3 separate regions of the Mus musculus genome follow, and all the other regions are linked to region 1. A link is a loop called in an ENCODE intact Hi-C map of the cell type or tissue named here. Cell type or tissue: heart. All regions are shown on one strand. Region 1 holds the start of Tcp11 (t-complex protein 11). Region 2 has its middle 4.5 kb from the start of Pacsin1. Region 3 has its middle 4.2 kb from the start of Fance.

The links. A loop is a pair of places that touch in the nucleus more often than their neighbours do. Peaks named below come from ENCODE experiments on the same cell type or tissue, not always from the same donor. Only the 100,000 strongest peaks of a DNase experiment are listed, where the experiment ranks them.
Region 2: a loop joins it to region 1, with 5 times the contacts of the local background. A loop is called at or near these places in 5 of 42 quality-filtered maps.
Region 3: it touches region 1 in a loop (2.2-fold over the local background); 8 of 42 quality-filtered maps call a loop at or near these places.

Annotation. Positions count from the first base shown.
Region 1 is chr17:28,074,939-28,082,938 of GRCm38, forward strand. Tcp11 (t-complex protein 11) reads right to left here and starts at 5,701. Exons shown (of 10, transcript NM_001085555.1): 1 at 5,637-5,701; 2 at 5,221-5,367; 3 at 3,048-3,120. The coding sequence starts at 5,341. It also overlaps the pseudogene 4930526A20Rik. In heart, CTCF peaks have their summits at 4,854 and 6,643 (motif pointing right); DNase peaks (open chromatin) are centred at 4,863 and 5,693; H3K4me3 peaks cover 1,562 bases; H3K27ac peaks cover 1,219 bases.
Region 2 is chr17:27,647,108-27,655,107 of GRCm38, forward strand. No RefSeq gene overlaps it. Among named protein-coding and RNA genes, the nearest start is that of Pacsin1, 4.5 kb to the right of the region's middle. In heart, a CTCF peak has its summit at 3,219 (motif pointing right); no DNase peak of the experiment used is centred here; H3K4me3 peaks cover 41 bases; H3K27me3 peaks cover 2,042 bases.
Region 3 is chr17:28,305,349-28,313,348 of GRCm38, forward strand. No RefSeq gene overlaps it. Among named protein-coding and RNA genes, the nearest start is that of Fance, 4.2 kb to the right of the region's middle. In heart, CTCF peaks have their summits at 3,669 (motif pointing left), 7,674 (motif pointing left) and 7,934; DNase peaks (open chromatin) are centred at 3,643 and 7,743; H3K4me3 peaks cover 581 bases; H3K27ac peaks cover 1,413 bases.

The DNA.
Region 1 (8,000 bases):
TGACCTGTGTGCACACATGCGCAGTACTGCCTAGAGGAGTTGCTTTCTTTCACTTGTAGAAGTCAGGAAAATCTTTTCTTTTTTCTTTCTTTTCTTTTTTTTTTCCTTTTCCTTCCTTCCCTTCCTTCCTTCCTTTCTTTCTTTCTTTCTTTCTTTCTTTCTTTTTTTTTTTTTATTCAACAAATTTAATGAGAACTGCAGGAACCTAAGCCCCGCAAGAAACACAAAAGCCAAACAAAAGCAGTCTCCATGCTCAACAAGCACAATTTGGAAACAAAATAAAGAACAACACAGGTAGTAGTCGCCTTAAAACAGGAAAAACAAAACCAAAAAACAAACAGAAAGGATGTAGTGTTCAAAACCCTGGAATCGGAACAAACCAGGCAGAGCAGGAGAGCACAAGCCTCCGTGTAGAGATGAGCTGGGGTGACCATTGAAGAGGGTTCTTGCCACACACAGTCTCCAGCTCACTGCAGGCTGGCCCACTGCAGGGATGTGTAGACCACCTTCCCATCAGGCTGAGGGGAGCAGAGCAGCAGGGTCTTCCTGACACTGGTTCCCAGGCGGCCTGCAGAGAGCAGGTCCTGAAGTGGGATGGGGTCCTCAGCAGACCAGCACTGAGCAATGTAGTGAGCATGGAAACGCAGTGGATCACCAGGATACACCAGGAAGTCACCACCAAACTTCCCTGCTGCGCTGAGGAAGAAGCCTCTCTCCCACAGGTCTCGGTAGATGCTGTAGCGCAGCTCGTGGGCAGGACGGCCAGCATGGGGCCAGTCTTTGGACTGCACACGCCAGTCCAGAGGCTTAGCTTTTACAGGCCGAGGCCTGGCAGTGGCCAGCTGGATAAGCAGGGCTGATCTGGGCAAGGGAGTCACCCCATTTGAAGGTCCTGGTTGTGGAGATAAAGAATCTAGGGATGGGGCTGCTCCCTCCTGCTCCGCAGAAGGCTGGCCATCATCACTGTTCTCACTCCCTTGGGTAGCCTCACTTCCACCGGCTTCTTGGCCTTCTTCATCTGCCCCTGAATCCTGTTCCAGCTTCTGCTTCTTGGTGCCTGGCCCTCTATGATCTTCTCTAGAAGCTCCTGACGCCGGGTCTCCCGGGCCTCGGCTGCCAAAGTGTTCTGATCCTGGAAACTCTGCTCTTGCTGGCGTTTGAACGATGCTAGGGCCAAGCCATGGTTGCGGGGGTCCGGGCGAGGGGCGCTGACTAGGGTCACCGCGCCTATCTCGGCCAGGAGCCGGGCTTCTTCAGACAGCAGCAGAAGCGGAAGGCCCAGGCGCGAGTTCTGGCGGGGCCCGCGGGGCAGGGCGCCCACCGAGCGTCCTCCGACTCCCAGACGCTCCCGCAGCGCCTGCACGGCCTCGGCTCCCCACACCAGCGAGCGGCCATTTGCGACCTCCACCACCAGCATCTTCCTGCGGAGTGGGGGTGCGTCGCGGTCACCCAAACAGCCCCTCCTTCTTTCTTTCTTTCTTTCTTTCTTTCTTTCGTTCGTTCGTTCGTTCGTTCGTTCTTTCTTTCTCTTTTGACAACACTTGAATGTAAAAGACACCTTCAGACCAGTCAGGTTCAAAAACAAAGAAAATTGACTCAGCTGAGGGTGATGGCTTCCCAGCACCCAGGAGGCAGAGGCAGGAGAATCTCTGTGAGTTTGAGGCCAGCCTGGTCTACACAGGAAGATCAATGAGAGCTACACACACACAGACACATATATACACAAGAATAAAGTTGTCCCCCACCCAAAAAAGAAAAAAGCTTTCCCCTACCTCTTCCTCATGCACTTTTATTCTGAGAGCATTATCATCTCTCTCCAGTCTCAAGGCTACATTTTGTTATCATTATCATTCTTTGTTAAGACTTAAAAAACAAAACTAAACAAAAACAAAAAAAAAAAACACTTAGAGATGGCTCAGTGGTTAAGAGCACCGACTGTTCTCCCAGAGGTCCTGAGTTCAATTCCCTGCAACCACAGGGTGGCTCACAACCATCTGTAATGGGATCCCATGCCCTCTTCTGGTGTGTCTGAAGACAGCTACTCACATATATAAAATAAAATCTAAGAAAAAAAAAAAAAACGGGTGTCAGGTGTCAGTGGCGCAGACCCCAAGTCCCAGTGCTCAGCAGGCAGAGGCAGCCAGATCTCTGCGAGTTTGAGGCCAGCCTGGTCTACACAGCGAGTTCCAGAACAACCAGGAGAGACCCAGAGAGACCCTGTCTCAAAATAAATAAAAACAAACCCCCAAACGAACAAAAATTAAAATCATCTCTACACTCAGGAGGCACCGGCAGGAGGACCAGCCTGGCATATGAAAGAAGCTGTCTAAGCAAATAGACAAAAGTCCAGAGCAATTCAATAGAGAAAGGAGAGTCTTTTTTTCCAGCAAATGCTGTTGGAACAACCAGACAGCCACATGTAGAGACCTGGTTCTAAACACTGAAACGGGCAAACGGCATCCCATGTTTAGACTGTGGATTTTAAATCATTAGCAGCAAGAAATTAATCATCAAAATAGGAACCATGGCCAGGCGTGGTGGCGCACGCCTTTAATCCCAGCACTTGGGAGGCAGAGGCAGGCGGATTTCTGAGTTCGAGGCCAGCCTGGTCTACAAAGTGAGTTCCAGGACAGCCAGGGCTACACAGAGAAACCCTGTCTCGGGAAAGAAAAAAAAAAAAAAAAAAAAGAACCATGGCAAGCAACACATTTCGCCAAGGAGACATTCATTTGAGTTGTTTACTTGTTTGAGGTAGGGTCTCCCTGGATATCCCTGACTGGCCTGCAACTCACCATGTAAACCAAGCTGGTCTCCAGCTCCAGCTCCACCTGGCTCTGTTTCCCAAGTGCTGAGATTACAGGTGTGAGCGTGCCGAGTTTATTTTTAATATTTATCTGTTTATTGGTGAGGGCACATGTAATTAAACTCAGGTTGTCAGGCCTGGCAACAAGTGTCAGCCCACAGAGTCACCTCCCCAGCCCCCAGAATCCTTCGGTGCTGAATAACGACATCAGGAAGTCACATACAGAAACTGTAAAAGCCAATACCTGCTTGAAGATAAACTCCTTTCTTCCAACTGACAATCAAGCTTGGAAGCGTCATGGACTCTCTCCGTCATACCTGTAATTAGAAGAAGTTCTGGTGGACAGTTATCAACCCACACATGTCTGAATCTCCTCAGGGTCACTCGTCTGAAGGCCCCCGGGGTTATATCTGAGTCCACTCAGCCAGTCACTTGTACTTCCCCAAGGGCGTGCTAGAAATGCTCAGGGCAGTCCAACACAGTGAAGGCTAAAGTTCAGGCAGGCACAAAATGAAGCGGATTCAAAGATAAAGCTGTCAGGGCTGGAGAGATGGCTCAGCGGTTAAGAGCACTGTCTGCTCTTCCAGAGGTCCTGAGTTCAATTCCCAGCAACCACATGGTGGCTCACAGCCATCTACGATGGGATCTGATGCCCTCTTTTGGTGTGTCAATGATAGTGTGCTCGTATACATAAAATAATCAAGAAGGTTATTAGTATTGCACACCAGTTTGCATTGGGAGGCTCGAGGAAGGTTCCCTCCTTCTACCTTCTCATGGCTGCCTGGGCATCGGCTCAGTCATCAGGTTGGTGGGGTCGGGGGAGCTTAGCTGCTGAGCTGCCTCACAGGCCTGAAAAGGCACAATGTTTTGTTTTGTTTTGTTTTGTTTTGTTTGTTTTTCGAGACAGGGTTTCTCTGTGTAGCCCTGACTGTCCTGAAACTCACTCTGTAGACCAGGCTGGCCTCAAACTCAGAAGTCTGCCTGCCTCTGCCTCCCAAGTGCTGGGATTAAAGGCTTGTGCCACCACTGCCCGGCAAAAGAAAATAACTGTAGAGATCCCATAGGACAGCACTGTCTTTCTCAGAAGGAAACATGACAGAAGTATTTAGAGTCATGCCTGTATCCTCAGACAGTAAGGAAAAAGGAAAAAAACACACACACACAGAGAAAATTAAAAATGGAGGAAGTCTCTGGGTTTTACGTTTCAACAAATTGAAAATATTTCATGGTGAGAAAATTGACTGGACTTTGATAGAAAATCTAGAGTCCTTGGCTGGGTTATAAAAGCATAAACTACAGGCTGGACAGATGGCCAAGTGGTTAAGCCACTTGCTGCCCTTTCCTAAGAGCTGGGTTACCCTTGGCTCACAAGCATCTGTAACTCCAGTTTCAGGGCGCCCGACATCTCTTCTGGCCCTGAACACACACGGTGCACAGACATACCTGTAGACAAAACACCCACTCACACAAAGAAAAATAAACCTTTTTATAAAAACAAAGGTGACCGGACCCTGCTCTTCCCAGCATCTGTGCAGTCCTTCATTATCCCAGCCGAAATGGCTGGCATGACACAATCAGATCCGTAAACAAATCCGAGGTGAAAGGAAACCTTCAAAGCTACAGCCACTCCTCAAGAAACTCTCCAACTGCAAGAAGCAGCCAGTTCCGCCCAGAGCACTCCGGAACAAGGAGGGCTTAAAGAGTAGAGATTTAAGTGTGGCTACAATTCTTAAAAATTCAGATTGCCCCCCTAAAAAAAGAAAACTGCAACACAACAAAGCCAACGTGTTATACACAGTTCCAAATTTTTACAAAAGGAATTTGATTGTATACTCAGGAGTCACTGTACCTATGGATGCAACAGCCATTGTAAGAACTGTTTCCAAACCAGCAGCACCAGCACGCCCTGACCTTGAACCCCACAGGCCAGGTTCCTATTTGGATACACAACCCCAGCCCGAACCCAACCCACCCCACCCCACCCCTCCGGGTACACCTGGATCTTGTCTCAAGTCACAGCGTTAAGCAGCAGCGACCCCGCGTGGCCACAGAGGAGAGACTAACTGTCCAGCGTCACAGGAAATCCATGGCAACGCTTGTGCGGGAGCATTTGAAACGAGGGGGAGGGAGGTCCGGACCTGCAGTCCCCGCACTTGGGGGACCCTGCCTCAAGCAGATACCTAGCCTGTGCGAGCTCGGGGTCCCGCCGAGGTGGCCCTTTCCCGGGGATGGCGGAAGCGGTGCCCCACGCGTGACCGAGGGGAGCTTCGCTCGGGCGGAGGGCTGGGGACACCGGGAGGTCGGGCCAGTCCGCAGTCCTCCGTGGCCCACGGGACCTCGTGGCGCCGTCTTTACCCCGCGCCCCTGCGCGGACCCTGGGGTGAGGGCGGCCGTGCTCGGGCGACGGTTGAACCTACACGATCGGTGCCCCTGGGCGCTGCTCGCGCTCTCCCGGGTGTTTCCCCCGCGGGATTCACGGGAGGCGCTCTCTGCCGCGCCGGGCTCCTTCCGGGCCGCCCTCTCTTTCACGTCTGGCATCCTGGTGATGGTGGTGGTGGTGGTATCTGTGTGGTGACAAATGTTGGGGGCTCGTCAGGGCCAGGGGGGACCAGAGCTGGCGCAGGAAGAAACTGAGGCCGCAGCCCCGACGGACGCCCCTCCCCTTACCCCTCTCCATCCCTCACCACCCCTTGTCTCTCCCTCTCAGTATGCCTCTTCCCCTCACCTCCTCTTCCCCTCTCCCTTCCCCTCTTTCATCCCTTCCCCTCCGTGGCTCACCTCCGCCCTCCCCCTCCACTTTCTCCCTCCCCTTCCCTCTCTCCACTCAGCTCACTTCCTTCTCTGCCGGCCCGCCCGCTCTGGCTGGCTGGGCGGCACGGGGTGCGGGTGGGCTAAACCACTTGGGGGGATGAGGCAGGGGCGGCGTGGCTGGGTGGAGCCACTGAGCCCCACGTCGATGCTGTCACACACTCCACATCCCCACCCTGCGAACTGAGCAGGAGTGGGAACGCCCGGTGTTGCCAAACAAACAGCTTAGGTGTCCTGGCAACGAGGCGCGAGGCGCGTGGCAGCCCTCCCCACCAGCATCGCGACCCGCCACCGACCATCTGCCGCCACCTTGGGTGAGACCGAGACTGGGGCAGGACGGTCATCCCTATTGATTCCAAGTGTCAGGATCTGGGGCTTAGGGGTAGCCTGCAGAGCATGCACAGGGGTGCTAGCCTCGAACTGCTGACCCTACAGCCTCTGCCTGAGTGCTGGGGTCACCCGTGTGAGCCACCACCAAGGGTTCATGTAGTGCTGGGCATGGAAGGGACCTCATAGGCTGAGCTCCATTTCCAGATTCTTAAAAAAAATGGAGGGTGAGGCCTGGAGAGATGGCTCAGCTGTTAGGACCACTGGCTTTCTTCCAGAGGACCAGGGTTCGATTCCCAGCACCAACATGATGGATCTCGGCCATCTGCCACTCCAGTTCCTCGGGATCATACTTCCTATATTTACATATATTTACATACACGCAGGCAAAATACCCATACATATAAAATTGTCTTGTTTTACATATAACATTCTCTTGTGTTTTTTGCTTTTTTCCCAAGACAAAGAAAGTTTCTCTATGCTGCCCCAGCAGTCAGGGAACTCTTCTGTAGACCAGGCTGGCCTCAAACTCAGATCTTCCTGCCTCTGCAGGGATTAAAGTCTTTTAAATACCCACGCCTTGGGTTTGGGGAGAGAACATGGAGAGGGTGTTTTTCCCTCATATTCTTTCTGGCCTCTTAATTACTCTGACTTGAAGTCATCATAAAACCTATGCAAATGCATCCCATCCATGCAGTACCCCAGGCGTTCAGAAGAGGGCGTGCGATCCCCCGGAAATGGCTGTACCGCCTGATGCCGCTGCTTTGCTTGCCAATCCCTGACTTTGGAAAACCTGAAAGTAACGGTGCAGGCCTGTCACCCTAGCTACTGGGGAGACTGAGGCAAGAGGACAGACTGGCCAAGGCCTGCTTGGACTACACAGTTCCAGGACAGACGAAGCAACTAAAGTTTAAAGACAAAACAAAGCCAGATAATGGGTGCAACTTAGTAACAAAATGCCGGCCATGTTTGAGGGCCCAGGTTCAGTTCCAATACTGCAAGGTAGGATTTACTGAAAAGAATTTAAGGTTGTAGCTTGGTTGGTATCCCTGGGTTCAATTCTCACCGACCACCTAAACTATCTCCAGCACATACTAAGCTTCCTTCCTCCCTCCCCATTGTGCTTCTTGGAATTTCGGGGTGTGCTTCTTGGAATTTCCCTCCAGGTGGTCAACGGGGACGTGAACAGAAGCTACGCAGTGATGTCACAGCTTCCTGTCACATGAAAACTCGGAGTCTGGAAAGATGGCACCCAAGTGGCGGCCTAGAAATACCTGGTGCCCTCTTGTGGGGCCCCTAAGGGTGTGTGTGTGTGTGTGTGTGTGTGTGTGTGTGTGTGTATGTACACACACATACACATACATGCAGGGAAAACATTTTTTTTTATGACATGTTTTCTCTGTGTAGCCCCAGCTATCCTGGAACTCCCTCTGTAGACCAGGCTGGCCTCAAACTCCCAGAGATCTGCCTGCCTCTGCCTCCATGCGTACTGGGATTAAAAGCTTTCGCCACCACTGCCTGGCCTATTTGGGACTATTAATGTCAAGGAGAGAAAAAAAATTGAGCTTGTTTTTAAATAGTAGCCCTCCCGATAAAAGAATCAGTGCTATAGAGCTCTTCCCAGATGTCTGAATTCCCCTAGGAATCTATCTGTACTCGTAAAATAGCCGCTCTCTATATAACATCTGTGGGTCAGCCAAATGCACTAATGGGCCAAGGATCCAGCTTCCAATCCTGACCTCCTGAGTTCAATCCCCAAGACTCCCATAATTCCAGGAGAGACCTGCCACACACGAGCTGGCCTCAGGCTCCACACCTGTGCCACACCATGTACACACACACACACACACACACACACACGTGCGCGCGCACACGCACGCACACACATACACACAGTGTAATTAAAACTTTTAAAATCTGACTTCTCTTGGAGGGTTGTAGGGAGATAATCAGAGCAGGCATCTATGGTGGGGGTGGGGCTGAAGCAAGAAGAGGGGAGCGTGGAGGTGGCCGAGGAGGGAACCGAGGAAGGCTAAGGGAAGCGTTTTCCCAGAGCCAGGCA
Region 2 (8,000 bases), 430 kb before region 1:
CACACTCTTGCACACACATACATGAATACATATAGACTGTACTCATATGCTCACACACAGACACATACCCATACATGAGTTCACAAAGACTGTACTCATGTGTATACACACACACACACACACACACACACACACACACACACACTCACACATAGACACATACACACTCTCAAACTCTCTCTCTCTCTCTCTCATGCACACTCACGCATACTTGAGAGCCAAAACAAAAGACCCAAAAGCAGTAAAAAGCAGAGAAGCAGAGAGCAACAGGCGCCGGGCGTGGTGGCGCACGCCTTTGATTCCAGCACTTGGGAAGCAGAGGCAGGCAGATTTCTGAGTTCGAGACCAGCCTGGTCTACATACAAAGTGAGTTCCAGGACAGCCAGGGCTATACAGAGAAACCCTGTCTCGGAAAAAAAAAAAAAAAAAAAAAAAAGGAGAGCAACAGACTAGAAGGTTCCATGCTGAGCCCTGAGGCAGTGTCTTCTGTGTAAACCCCATCTTTTCCCAATGGGATTTGATTCTGGAGGAAGAAGCTAGTGATAGCTGTGATTTAGAGAGAGAGAGAGAGAGCTCTACAATTAAACAGGAAAACTGGGCTTGAGACCCACTGATGTCCCCAGACATCTGGGCAAGTCACTTGTGGTGGTTTGAATATACTTGGCCCAGGGAGTGGCACTATTAGGAGGTGTGGCCTTATCAGGAGGTGTGGCCTTGTTGGAGTAGGTGTGTCTCTGTGGGCTTTGAGGTCCTCCTCCTAGTTTCCTGGAAGTCGGTCTCTCCTGGTTGCCTTCAAATCAAGATACAGAACTCTCAGCTTCTCCAGCACCATGCCTGCCTGGATGCTGCCATGTTTCTGCCTTGATGATAATGGACTGAACCTCTGAATCTGTAAGCCAGCCCCAATTAAATGTTTCCCTTTTATAAGAGTTGCCTTGGTCATGGTGTCTGTGCACAGCAGTAAAACCCTAACTAAGACATCACCCAAGCTTGTAGCCAAGAACAAGGGTGTTCGACCAAATGTGTCCTCTATGGCCATAAGATGCAGGTCTGGAGCAATGGGCTCAACATCAACCCAGACCATTTCCTTATCAAAATAAGGTGGGTTTCAAAGTAGCACTAGGTGTAATGGTTAATCTTTTTTCTGGGAGGCAGGAGATGGAGACAAGATTTCTCTGTGTAGCCCTGGTTGTCCTGGAACTTACTCTGTAGACCAGGTGGTCTTGAACTCGCAGAGATCCGCCTGCCTCTGCTTCCTGAGTGCTGAGATTACAGGCATGTGCCACCACACTTGGCAAGACCCCGTCTCAAGTATAATATTGAAAGAAAACAGCACCTGGGAGAGACTGGAGACACAGCTCTGTGGCTGGGGTAACACGGTGGGCAGGGCTCTGTGGCCAGGTTGGTAAGGCACATGCTAGCATGCAGGAGCCCTGGGCTTGATCCCAACTCAGTAGAGATGGGGCTGAGGTGTGCACAGGTGTAATCTGTGTGCTGCTGAGGAGAAGCAGGAGGGTCAGAGGGTCCTCAGCACCAGGGCATGTTCAAAGATCTCTTGTGCTACACAAAAGCCCGTGTTAAAGCAGCAAAGTTGGACGAGGAGTGAGTAGGGCAAAGCCCTGGTGGGTCTACTTCCAGGTCCCTTAACTAAAACCTGAGGACCCAGGCTGGACATGGGCGTGCCGCCCAAGAGGCATGACAACAGAATGAGGGACATTAGACAGAGACACCCGCATCAGGAATGGTGGTGCATGTCTTTGATCCCAGCACTAGGGAGGCTGAGGTAGGCAGAGCTCTGTGAGTTCAAGGCCAGCCTGGTCTATATAGTGAGTTCCAGAACAGCCAGGGCTACATAGAGAATCCCAGAAGAGGCCATCAGATCTTATTACGGATGGTTGTGAGCCACCAAATGGTTGCTGGGATTTGAACTCAGGACCTTTGGAAGAATAGTCAGTGCTCTTACCCACTGCGCCATCTCTCCAGCCCCCCCCCCCTGTTATTTTTGTTTTTAAAAGGCTCAACAGTACATAGATTTGTATCCACCCGGAGCTGGTACAACAAATGTGTTCTCACTGCCAATACACTTTGTGTGGCTTCAGGCCCAAGGCAATAGATCCAGCCGACCCTGGGTTGAAACCACGAGCCAAAAGAAACCCCTTCTCCTTTGAAATGGGTTCTCTCGGGTGTTTGTCACAGTGAGGAAAGGTTAACAAACTGTAGTAAGAGGTTAGCCGTGCACCAAAGCCTTGGAATGCGGCAGAAACAACATCCTTTCTGAACTACGACTATTTTGTTTTGTCTGATTCTTTGAGGCAAGGTGTTGCTCTATAGCCCAAACTTACTTGAAACCCTTGATCCTCCTGTCCCAGTGTCTTGAGCTCTAAGATTTCAGGTGTGCATCATCATGTCAACTCCAAGTGTTAAGGTTAAGAGCACATGAGATTGAGAGTGGAGCAGCTAAGCAGCTAAGGGTGCTTGCAGCCAAGCTTAACGACCTGAGTTTGATCCCCTGGACCCCTATGGTGGATGGTGAGACCCAATTCTCAAAAGTTGGCCTCTGAGCCCAGCAGTGGTGGCGCATGCCTTTAATCCCAGCACTTGGGAGGCAGAGGCAGGTGAATTTCTGAGTTCGAGGCCAGCCTGGTCTACAGAGTAAGTTCCAGGACAGCCAGGGCTACACAGAGAAACCCTGTCTTGAAAAACCAAAAAAAAAAAAAAGTTGGCCTCTGACCTCTATATACCCACTATCCCCTCCCTGACACAAATAAATAAATAACTTAAGGAAAGAATAAAATCAGAGGTACAAGCCTGAGGGACCTGAGTTTGAATCCAGGAGACCCCATAAAGTTAGATAGAGAACCAACTCTATGATATTGTCCTCTGACCCCGCCCCCAACACACACTGATAATAAAAAAAAAAATTAAAAAAAAACAATAGGGGCTGAAGAGCTGGTTAAGAGCACACACTGCTCTTGCAGAGGACCGGGACACAGTTCCCAGCACCAAGTGGTGGCTCACAACTGTAACAGCTCCAGTGGAGTAGAGCGCTGTCACTGGGGCAGTGGAGGCAGGAGGATGAGAGGTTTAACGCTATCCTCAGCTGCATAGTGCGTCCAGGCAGTCTAGGCTACTACCGAAGACCTTGACTAAAAAAAAAACGTAAATCTAAACCCAAACCAAACAGGAATTCCGCTTGTAGTTAAGGTACTGTACCACTAGGTGGCGAGGGCGTCCAGGCCATAGCCACAGGACCGCAGCGACGTCGAGCCCTCTGGCTTGAAGTAAGCACCTAGTCCAGTCTGCTTTTTCTTTCTGCCTCAGTCCTGCCTGGATTGGATTCACAGCTCCAAGGCTTTCCAGCTGTGTGACATCACACAGGCTACCTAACCTCTCTGGCCTCCATATCCCAGCCTGTACCATGATGGTCAGTAATTACAGCGTCCCCATGGTTCCTATGCCTCAAATTCAGAAAGAACCCGGTACAGGGACGGCTCTGTTTGTTTGTGTGTCCTGGGTAAGCTGTCTCCGGGGTCCTAAATCTGGGTACCCCTAAAGGTTAAGGGTTTCATGCAGGAGGTGTGGTTTCCAGCCATAAGTCAGTGGCAGAGAAACCATTGCAAGGCTCCTGACATCTGGTCTCAGGGTCCAAGGTGCGGCTGGCAATCGTCCCTGTCCACCAGGCAGGTGACTCACTGTCCGAGAGCTTGAAGCGAGCTGACGGCGCCATGAGGAGAGAGAGCCGGAAGGCCGTCCCTCAGCACTGCCCATTCCCACGTCAGGTTGCTGAAAGGGAGCGTAGAAAATAAAACCCTGTCCTAGGCAGCCTAGACCCAGCCAGACTCCCGGATCCATCTTGCCCAGCCTCCAAACAGGACTCAAGGTGGCAAGGACCAGATCAGAGCTCAGAGATCTGTTTATAGCCCCAGCTCTGTCACTGAAGTGCTGTGTGACTTGGAACGAGCCTCTTTCACTCTCTGGGCTTCAGAATCCCATCTACCCACAGTGGGATAGATCCCTGGCCTTCCTTTTCAAGCTGTGGAAAGAACAGGGGTGGTTGGCCTGGAGGTGTGGACAGTGCCTGTTGAGCATGCGCAGAAGGCTCGGCAAGTAAAGGTGCTTGCTGCAGATGCCTGGTGGCCTGAGTTCAATCCCGGCTCCTGGAGGAAGAACACTGGCTCCCAAAAGTTATCTTCTGACCTCCATCCACACACCGTGGCACTTGTGCTCAAACACACATATGGATGCAGGGCACACACACAATAATAATAATAATAGATAATTGTTAGCCAATATGGTGGCACATGACTTTAATGCCAGCACTTGGAAGGCAGAGGCAGGCGGATTTCTGAGTTCGAGGCCAGCCTGGTCTACAGAGTGAGTTCCAGGACAGCCAGGGCTACACAGAGAAACCCTGTCTGAAAAAATAAAAACAACAAACAAACAAACAACCCAAAAAACAAAAACCAACAACAACAAAACCGCAAACTGGGCATGGTGGTGCATGCTTGCAATCCCAGCACTGTGGAGCGAGGGTAAGGGTCAGAAGTTGGACCTCACCTGCAACGGCTCAAGACCACCATAGGAAGATACACATGACTGTCTGAGGGAGAGAAAGAGAACTCAAAACGGCTCTCCTTCCCCCCCCCCTTTTTTTTTCTATAGGAAGACAGGGCAACTGGAGTCTCCCTTCTGCCCGGCCCCCTCTTCCAGGCCTAACACGCAGTATCAATTACCAATCCATTATTCATTCATTGATTTATTTATTTCCGCGCCTTTCAGTGCTGGCCTGCCTTTCTGTCCCTACGTCTTTTGTGTTTCGCTGGCATCTGCAAACCCCTCAGGACCAGCGCTGTCTTCCTTCTGCGTGGCCCAGAGTCTGAGGGAGGATGGACCAAGGGAGGTTCAGGGCTCTGGGTGGGAAGGACAGCCCCATGGAAACATACAGGGGTCAGATCTCCACGGGGCTGAGAGAACGTGAGGCCAGGACACGAGAGACGTGGGAAATGCTCAGAAAAGGAAGAGTTGCTGTGCCGGAAACGGAGGGCATCTGTATTGAAGCAGAGGCGCAAAACGGGAGGGAGGGTGGGGGAGGTACGCGGAACAGGAAGGGGTCGGGGCGGGGCGCAAAGCAGGAAGGTGGGTTAGGTTCACCTTGGACAGGCAAGCAGAAGGTCTGCAATTAGAAAGTCTACAAGGAAGCTGGTCTAAATTGGGAAGTGTGGACATCCCGCGTCAGTTCCCGAAACATTTTATTTTAGGTTACACAGTGTGTGTGTGTGTGTGTGTGTGTGTGTGCGCATGTGTTCTGAATTCAACCCCAGCCACACCTCAGCTCTGCACAGAGAGCCCCTGGCTGCCTTCTGTCTTTACCCTCTCTCCTCTCTACTTTTGTTTGTTTGGTCTTTAAAAGAGACTGCTTTGTTTTTTAAGGCATGTGTGTCTGCTCAGGACTCTGCGCACACGCACACGGGTGCAGGTGTCTAATGAGTCCTGCAGAGGGCGTGAGGATGCTCTTGAGTTGAAGTTACAGACAGGTGTGAGCTGCCCCATGTGGGTGCTGGCAACCAAAATTAGGGCGTCTAGGAGAGCAGTAAGTTATCTTAACCACTAAGCCTCTCTTTGTTAGTTAGTTAGTTAGTTTGTTTGTTTTGTTTTGTTTTGTTTTCGAGACAGGGTTTCTCTGTGTATCCCTGGCTGTCCTGGAACTCACTCTGTAGACCAGGCTGGGCTCAAACTCAGAAATCTGCCTGCCTCTGCCTCCCGAGTGCTGGAATGAAAGCTATATACCACCCTACCGACCTCCTGTTGGATTTTTCAAGAGGCCCAAGATGACCACAGACTCCTTCTGGACCACTGGGGTTACTACAGGCCTGAACCACTGTCACCAGCTATGTCACCAGCTATGTGCTGGGGGCCTAGGGCTTTGGGTGTGCTCAGCAAGCACTCAGCTAACTGAGCCATGTTCTTATGCCCTCCCAGTCTCCTGACGGACCTACAGCTCTGTGAAGGTTGTGCTTTCTCCCAGCCTCCGGCTTCTCTTCCCCACTCTATCATAGCCTTCTATTCAACCCTCCAAATGTCTGACCGTCTAGGGATATATCCTGTCTGGGAAGTTTGGGGCTGTGGACTCCACTGGCTTTTTTCTTAAAAGTATCATCATCTTCACCATCATCACCACCACCATCATCATCGATGCCTCTCTGCCTTCTCAGCCCTCACACACACACACACACACACACACACACACACACACACACACACACCCAGCCCCCCAGGGCTCCAATTTGTCTCCATGAAAATACTTTACTGTCTAGCATGACAATGACAAGGGGAGGGGCAGGCTTTTCTAGCCTTTCCCTCTTCACACCTCTGTGAGAACCTCTGTGGGGAATCAGCCTCTTGATGTGAAAACACTTCTGCCATAAGGGGTGCATTTGCACAGCCCTGGGAGAGAGCACTGGCTACTCAGACCGTTGTGGTTATAAATTCCGAGCAGCAGGTGGATACTCCACCTCCCTTGTTTGGTTCCAGCCATCATTGAAACCATGAACAGAGCCCCGTGTGTGTCCGTGGCTCCCCTACACCCCAGCCACTCCACCAACAGCTTGTCACACGGTTATCAAGATAAGGCGACTGAGTCAGGGTGTTCCCCAGACAGCTGTCCCACCCTCGTGAGCCTCACAGCCTTGCCTGGGGCTGATGGTAAACTCCAGGTTGGGGTGCGGGGAAATAGGAATCAGGGTGCTCAGGCAGGCCTGGAGGGTGGGCCTCATCAGCCCCAGGCTACTGTATCAGCCACCTGTCTAACCTGGATTTCAGCTCTCCTTCAGCACCAGGAGAAAACCTTTCCGGACAGCTCTGCCCAGAGCTCTCAACCTTCCGTGGAACACCAGCCACTGTGGTGGTTAATCTGGACTTGATTGGATCCGGAAAGAAGTAAGAGACTCCGGGTAAGCGTGGAGGGAGTGGAGGGCGTTTCAGGGAGGAACTGACTGAGGGGAAAAGAGACTCTCCCGTGGTGAGACGTGCCTCCTTGGGGTGGCGTGACGTAAGAAGTTGGGGGGTGGGGCACCGTACCCTTGCCTTGCCCACCTTGGCTTCATGCTGGTGAATGCATCTGCTCTGCTGCTGCTGCGGCCGCTGCAACCAGAACCCCACGTTTCAACCTTCCAAAGTCCCCTGAAGGCCTCTGATGACTCCGGGGCCTCTTCAGGAATCCTCCATGCATTCAGTGCCACACTGGGACTCCTGAGGAACCCGGTGTCCTGGGACAGCTTCGGGATTCTCAGCCTGTCCTGCATGCAGACGCTTGTATTGTTTAAGCCGATCTGATAAGCCCCTTCGTAAAGTAAGAGTCATCCATTCTATCCCTCGGTTCCCTGACTAATAATACTTGACTGTCTGGTCCTACCCTAGATGAGATGCTGCCTGGTGATGTCTTAGTGATGTCTTCTTCTATGCTCTAATAATATAGCTTGAGGACTAGAAAGATGGCTCAGCGGTTAAGAGCACTGACTGCTCTTCCGAAGGTCCTGAGTTCAAATCCCAGCAACCACATGATGGCTCACAACCATCATGCACCTATAACGGGATCTGATGCCTTCTTCTGGTGTATCTGAAGACAGCTACAGTGTACTTATACAAATAAATAAATCTTAAAAACAAAACAACAATATAGCTTGAAACTGTCCATGGAATTCTTAGCAAATGAACGAACACTGTATGCAGGCATTCCTCTGGGCTCCTGAACTGGTGAACTTCAGAGCTCACGGTTAGCCTCACCACCAGGGGTTCAGGAAGACTTCCTTCTTCGAACCCTGTGAACATCCAGGTCTCTCAAGGTAGGGAGGGGCAGAGGTGGGCAGTTTTCGCCTCCTGGTCTTCCTTCTCTGGTTTGTGTCACACTCTGGACACATTGAATGAATCCTCTGCTCTTCTGAGTCAGGCCCCACTCCCTGGGGCAACAGTCCGGCTCCTGGAAGCAGTTAGAATACAAGGCA
Region 3 (8,000 bases), 230 kb after region 1:
CAAGGCAGGAGTGTAGCTAGCTAGCAGGCAGGCAGGCATGGCACTGGAGCGGTAGCTGAGAGCTCACATCTCAGCCACAAGCAGGAGGCAGAGAGAGAGACAGAGACAGAGAACTCGCTAACTGGGAGTGGTTTGGGCTTTTGAAATCTCAAAGACCATCCCCAGTGACACACCTCCTCCAACCAGGACACACCTCCTAATCCTCCCCACACAGTTCCACTAGCTGGGGACCAAGCACTCAAACATATGAGCATATGGGGCCATGCTCATGAAAACCATCACTTTGTTTATTTGTTTGTTTGTTTGTTTGTATGGCTGCATGCATGCCTGTGCATCGTTTGTATGCTTGGTGCCTTTGAAAGCCAGGAGAGGTGTTTGGATACACTGGAACTGGAGTCACAGATAGTGTGAGCCACCATGTGGCTGCTGGGGCCTGAACCCAAGTCCTCTGCAAGAGCAGCCAGTGTTCTAGCCCTTGTTGTGGATTTTTGAGACATGGGCTAGCCTGGACCTTGATATTGTAGCCCAAGCTGGCCTCAAACCTGAGTGCTGGAACTGAACCTAGTTCCTCCATGAAGCAGGAAGTGTTCCTAACCACGAAGCCATCCCTCCAGTCCCACATGGTAGCTTTTCTTGTTTGTTTTTTCAAGACAGGCTTTCTCTGTGTATCCCTGGCTATCATTGAACTCTGTAGACTAGGCTAGCATTGAACTCAGGGATCCTCCTGCCTCTGCCTACCTAGTGCTAGGATTAAAGGCGTGCGCCACCAGCACCTGGGACACTTGATACCTTTTTACACTGTCACTGTCTTCTGACACACCAGAAGAGGGCATCAGATCCTATTACAGATGGTTGTGAGCCACCATGTGGTTGCTGGGAATTGAACTCAGGACCTCTGGAAGAGCAGTCAGTGCTCTTAACCGCTGAGCCATCCCTCCAGCCCCATTGATATCTTTTTAATGGTTAAAAAATAATTTCCGGGCCGGGCAGTGGTGGCACACGCCTTTAATCCCAGCACTTGGGAGGCAGAGGTAGGTGGATTTCTGAGTTGGAGGCCAGCCTGGTCTACAGAGTGAGTTCCAGGACAGCCAGGGCTACACAGAGAAACCCTGTCTTGAGAAAAAAAAAAATAATAATTTCTGGGCTGGTGAGATGGCTCAGCGATTAAGAGCGGTATAATAATAATAAATAAATCTTTGGGCCAGAGTGAGCAGGTACTGAGCAAGCAGAGTTGACCAGAGTGAGTGGGGCAGACGAGAGTGAGCAGAGGTCCTAAAACTCAATTCCCAACAACCACATGAAGGCTCACAACCATCTGTACAGCTACCGTGTACTCACATACATAAAATAAATAAATCTTTAAAAAATAATAATAATTTCCACGTAGTTGAGCATGGTGGCTCACACATGTAGTCTCCAGACTTGTGAGGACTAAGAAATGAAGGTTGCTTTGCGTTTGGGCCAGCCTGGGCTATATAAGACCCCATCTCAACCACCCACAAAAGCATTTTATATAGTCTAATGGATCAAAATTATGTGTGCAGTGTTATCAACTAATTCAATCAATGTAAAGTATTTTAGTCTTCCTTTTATTTTAGGCCCTGAACACCTATGAATTTGGATCATTCAGGTGCTCATAGGTAACAGGTACCGTACTGGAGGATGCACAGTGGGTGTGAGAGATTCCTGAGACTTCCCCTTCCTGGGGCAGGGCCTGGGTGAGAGCCGAGTTTACTACAAAGCCTTGCATGCAGTTGGCTCTCTGTAGATGCCACCTGAGTGAGCAGAAAAGCTTCTGACAGGAACCATAGCCCCTCCCAGGAGCCTCAAGCCTGGCCACTCACACAGGAGTTCAAGGCCCCAGCACAGAGCCTCGCTCGACCCTGAGCAGCAGGAGATGCTGAGGGCAGATGGCACACTGGCCCTCTAGGATGCTAAGACCTGGAGGGCCGGGGGGCTCAGGAACATTTTGTGCCACCTGAGGCTGTTTTGGGACTGTATTGGGAGAGTGTGTGAGCCACCCTGGGGCCACAGTGGAAGGAGAACAGTCAGGATTCAGTGTTTGGCATCCCTGTGGATAAAATGTGGGCCTTTGACATCTTGCTCAACCACACCCACCGCCTGAGGTACCTGTGCCCAGGGCAGAAGAGCAACCAATGTTCCTCCTTGGATATCCTCAAGTCAGCATGGGAGGGCTAGCAGCAGGGGTGGGGGTGGGGGTGGGGTGAGGGTGGTGGGATGGAGGAATGGCCTCTGTCCAGCTCGAAGGTTCCATCAGCCTCATCTGCGGGACTTGCCTATGAACCACAATGGTACCTGGTCAGCGACCGACCGAGGAAAAGCAACGCCCCGGGGAACACTGGAGGGAGAGTGGGGCCTTCTGCGAGAAGAAAATAAGGATGCTACAGGCAGGTGGAGGTTAAAGTGGGTGTCACCAGTCACTTGTATTCCAGTTGGAAGGCTCTGGAAGGTCTGTTGAGCTCAGTACTGGAGGACTGGAATGAGAGCCTGTGGTGTGTGTTGGGGGGGAGTGAGGGGGGTCACCTATCATCACTGTGTGAGGTGAGGACCCTTCATCTCCCCAAACTATGGAAGAAAAAACAAAGGCCTGGTCTATGTAGCTTGAAGAGGCAAGTGGGATGTGGACTCCAGTGTTCGGGTCCAAGCTGGCACCAGAACAAAGAGGAAAGGAACTCCGAAGGAAGAGGAAACAGACTAGGTGGAGGAATGCTTAAGAGACCTATGAGGCTCAAGCCTGGCAGTGGGGGCGTGCACGCCTTTAATCCCAGTGCTCGGGATGGAGGCAGAGGCAAGCAGATCTCTGTGAGTTCCAGGCCAGCCTGGTCTACAGAGTGAGTTCCAGGACAGCCAAGGCTACACAGAGAAACCTTGTCTCAAAACAAGCAAAGAAAACAAAACAAAATTCAATGTCATCCTTGGCTACATAGCAAGTTTGAGGCCAGCCTGAGCAACAGGACACCCTGTCTCAAAAGAGTAAACCAAAACGTTAAAAAAGAGAGAATGAGAGATCTGTGGGTGTGTATACCTTTAATCCCAGCTCTTAGGGGGCAGAGCTTGAGGCCAGTTTGATCTACACACAGCCAGAGCTACATAATGACAGCCTGTCTCAAGCAAAACAGAAACAGAAGCCACTCAAAGCTTCCAGCACAGGTGTTAACGTGGCTAGTGTCACGTAGGGGCCAGGAAAGGGAAGTCCTGGGGCTCCCATGGGGCCACCTCCTGGAACCATCCTAGAGGTAGTTTTTGAAAGGGGGGGGGGAGTTGTTTTGAGGAATTTCTGCTGCCCCCTGGGTGCTCTGGGGGCCCCGTGTTTACGTGGGGAGTGGGAAGGGTCCAGATGGTCATGGATTTAAGAAGGCTTCGTGACAAACTCTTCTTCCGTGCACTCCCGACCCTGGCTGGCCTCCCTGAGGCTGACCTCAAGTGTCCACAACCCACTTTGGCCTCATCACTGAACATCCATTAGCCGGCAGCTGCACCAGCTAAGGCCACCCATAGCCCAATGCAGTGTTCTAACGTGGCTCCAGAGGCACAGCTGAGGGTCCTGTCCTTGTATATTGCTAGTATTTAAGTTGAAAAGAGGTTCGTGGTCCGCTGCTCTGAGACAGAGTTCTAGAAGGGTCTCCATTAAGGCGCTTCACTGCCACCTGCTGGAAGACGGTGGTATAAACGTCAACCCTACAAGTGGAAGGAGGATCCTCACCTCGCCACCTTTCCCACTTAAAGAGCGTGCTTTGGTACTGTGTATAACATGGAGAAAATCACCCACCAGACTTGAGAGTCCTTTTCTACTGGAAGAAAACAGCTTGAATCGGATTCTTCATCTCTCCTTTTAGCACCTTTCAAACAGATCTGGTTTCCACTGGAAGAAATATGTCACCAGGGGACCAGCTCTGAGGGTTCAAAGCCAAGTGCAGTTCCCAGTTTGCTATCTAGTTTTCGTTTGCAGTTTAAGCTCAGCAGTTCCAACTCGCAAGCCTAGTCTACTCTGCCATCATGGGCTCCTAACTCTCTGGAACCATAAGCCCAAATAAAATACTCTTATACCAGTTGTTTTGGTCCTGGTGTTGTTGTTTAAAGATTTATTTATTTTTTATGTGCATTGGTGTTCTACCTGCCTGTCTATGAGAGGCTGTCAGATCCTCTGGAACTGGAGTCACACAGTTGTGAGCTGCCTGCCAGGAATTGAATTCTGGTCCTCTGGAAGAGCAATCGGTGCTCATAAACACTGAGCCATCTCTCCAGCCCCTAGCCATGGTACTTTATCGCAGCAATAGAAAAGTAATACAAGCCGGACGTAGTGGCACACACCTTTAATCCAAGCACTTGGAAGGCAGAGGAAAGAGAACTTCTGAGTTCAAAGCCAGCCTGGTCTACAAAGTGAGTTCCAGGACAGCCAGGGCTACACAGAGAAACCCTGTGTCAAAAAAAGAAAAGAAAGAAAGAGAGAGAGAGAGAGAGAGAGAGAGAGAGAGAGAGGAAGGAAGGAAGGAAGGAAGAAAGGAAGGAAAATAATACAATATCCATGAAGGCTGGGGCTGGGACTGGGTCTCAGTATGATCGCCCAGCAGGCACAAGCCCTCAGTTTGCTCCTTGCTAGGAATATGGGCAGACACCCGTAATCCCAGTAGTTGGGAGGTGGAGGCAGGAGGCTCAGAAGTCCCAGGTCATCCTGAGTGACACATCAAGTTGGCAGGCAGCCTAGGTTACATGAGAACCAGTTTTGTTGTTGTTGCTGTTGTTCTTTGTTTGTTTGTTTGGTTTGGTTTTTCAAGACAGGGTTTCTCTGTGTAGCCCTGGCTGTCCTGGAACTCACTCTGTAGACCAGGCTGGCCTCGAACTCAGAAATCTGTCTGCCTCTTCCTCCTAAGTGCTGGGATTAAAGGTGTGCACCACCACTGCCAGGCTGAGAACCAATATTTTTAAAATATCCACCATAAATGTAATGCATTATATAAGAAATATAGATGATGTCTACCCTAATGTGACAATATTGTGCCATGTCCAACTTGCCAGACTTCACCTGTGAGTCTGTCCCCTATCAGCTATGGCTAAAGCCAAAGGCTTCTGGGTTTTTCTTTCTGCTTTATGGAGTTGGAGCCAAATCATTCCTAGAGACCAGCAAGCCAGAGAAAGATGTGCTCTTCCAGATTGTGCCCTGGCCTTGCTCCTGTACTTTTGGAGGGTTGGGGTGGGGGGGGGGGGGACATGCACTCTTCTTCCCTTAGCTTTCAGCTGCCAGGAGAACAGGGAAAGAGGCTGGAGAAATGCTCAGCGTTAAGAGTACTGACTGGGCAACAACAACAACAAAAATCTAGAGCCAGGCGTGGTGGCGCACGCCTTTAATCCTAGCACTTGGGAGGCAGAGGCAGGCAGATTTCTGAGTTCGAGGCCAGCCTGGTCTACAGAGTGAGTTCCAGGACAGCCAGGGCTACACAGAGAAACCCTGTCTCGAAAAACAAAACAAAACAAAACAAAAACAAACAAACAAAAAGTACTGACTGGGGGCTGAAGAGATGGCTCAGTGGTTAGAAGCACTGTCCCTTCTTCCAGAGGTCCTGAGTTAAATTCCCAGCAACCACATGGTGGCTCACAACCATCTAGGAAGGGATCTGATGCCCTCTTCTGGCCTTCAGATGTATATACAGTAGAGCACTCATGCATTAAAAAACTAAAAAAAAAAAAAAAGCACTGGCTGCTCTTCCAGAGGTCCTGAGTTCCAATTTCCAGCAACCACATGGTGACGGTGACTCACAACCATCTGTAATGGGATCTGATCGTCTGAAGACAGCTACAGTGTACTCATAGACATAAAATAAATAAATATTAAGAAAGAAAGAGGGGCTGGCGAGATGGCTCAGCGGGTAAGAGCACTGACTGCTCTTCTGAGTTCAAATCCCAGCAACCACATGGTGGCTCACAACCATGGTAATGAGATCTGACGCCCTCTTCTGGTGTGTCTGAAGACAGCTACAGTGTATTTATGTATAATAATAAATAAATCTAAAACAAAAGGAAGGAAGGAAGGAAGGAAGGAAGGAAGGAAGGAAGAAAGGAAGGAGAGGGGAGGGGAGAGGAGGGGAGGAGAGGGGAGGGGAGGGAAGGAAAGGGACCTGCTGGGTGAGAAATTTTAGTGGTGACTGGTAATCCCTTGGGGCTTTGCTTCAAACCCTCCACCTCCTCCCCTGTGAGCTGAAGTTTCCCAGCCTGGGGTGGGGGAGGAGGAGGATGCGTGGGTGTCGGGATGAGGAGAGGACCACAGTGAAGAAAGGCTCTTTACAAGTCTTTGATATTTTTTTTAAACTTTACTGTTTTGTAGAAGGATTTTGGTAGAAAAAAACAATAAGCTATAACTGAGCTGTCCCATGCTGTCTGAAGACTGTTCGTTTTTAGGCCCTGTCCCCAGGGACCATCTGCTTTCCTTGACTTCTGGGGGACTGCACTGTACATTCCTCAGGGGGTGAGGATATTGTCCTGGACTTCTCTGAATGTGGAAACCTAAACCAGGTTTAGAACTCTGCCCCACTTCTACCCAGATGACTCAAATGCGAAGCCTTAGGCAGTGAGGTCCTGGTTGAGGCTTGGGGGAGGTCCCAGCTGTACTTCTTAGGGCCCACATCTGCCACAGTTCCTCTGTGGAACACCGAGAAAGGAGGTTACTAGAAGAAGGCATTTTCTTTTTCTTTCTTTCTTCCTTCCTTTCTTTTTTTCTTTCTTTCTTTTTTTTCTTTTTTTTTTTTTTGTCTTTTTGCCTTTTCTCCCACTTTGTGAAGCAGTAAAGACCTCACCTTTTCCAACTAATTCTTTTGAAATAAATAGTTTGGCTTAGATCAAAATCAGCTCAAAAATGCTGCCATGGGTTCCCATGATAGAGTAGAAAGCCAATGTCCTCTGTGTGACCTCAAGCCTGGTAGCCTCTCTGATCTCCTCTTCAGCCACCCTGCAGCTCCAGGGCCGTTGCCCTGTTTCTTCTCTTCCTGTAGCAACCTCCCTACAGACTCCCTGACCTGGACCTTATTGGGTTCATTTTGCCTGGTCATCCTATTATAAGGCATCTCAATTTATCTCCTTTTTTTTTTTTTTCTTCCTGAAAGTAACTGTCACGGTCAAAATATTTGATAATTTGTGGCTGGGGAGATGTCTTATCAGTTAAGAGGCCATATTGCTGTCTCACAGAGGACTAAGGTTCAGAACACATACATACTATATACACATAGAGATATTTCCCAGCTACACATACACATACGCCCCATACACATGAGTAAAAATAGAAATGTAAAAGGATAGGAACTAGAGAGATGGCTTAGTGGTTAAGAGTGCTAATTGTATTCGTAAAGACTGGGGTTTCTCAGCATGCGCGTGCAGTCTTAACTGCCTATAACTCAAGTTTCAAAGATTTTGATTTTCTCTTCTGACCTTCCAGGTCTCCTGCACACATTTGGCCCACATACATATATATACACACAGGCACACACACACACACACACACACACACACACAGAAAAGGCAAAATGGAAACAGAGTTGGAGGGATGATGGCTCAGCGGTTAAGAGTATTAGCTGCTCTTGCAGAGGACCCCACATGTAAATTTACAGCCGCTAACTCCAGTCCCAGGACATCCCACGCCCTCTTCTGGCCTCCGCGGGCACTAGACATAGTGCATTTACATATATACAAGCAAATCACCCATACGCATAAAATAATTTTTGCTTTTTTTTTTTTTCTCGAGACAGGGTTTCTCTGTATAGCCCTGGCTGTCCTGGAACTCACTCTGTAGACCAGGCTGGCCTCGAACTCAGAAATCCGCCTGCCTCTGCCTCCCGAGTGCTGGGATTAAAGGCGTGCGCCACCACGCCCGGCATAAAATAATTTTTGAAAAGAAACATTTTAAAAAGACGTGGAGAAGGACTAAGATTAGGCAGCAGTATAGTACAGCCGCTCCATCAAGCGCGGATCAGATTGGCTCCAGACGCAGGAAC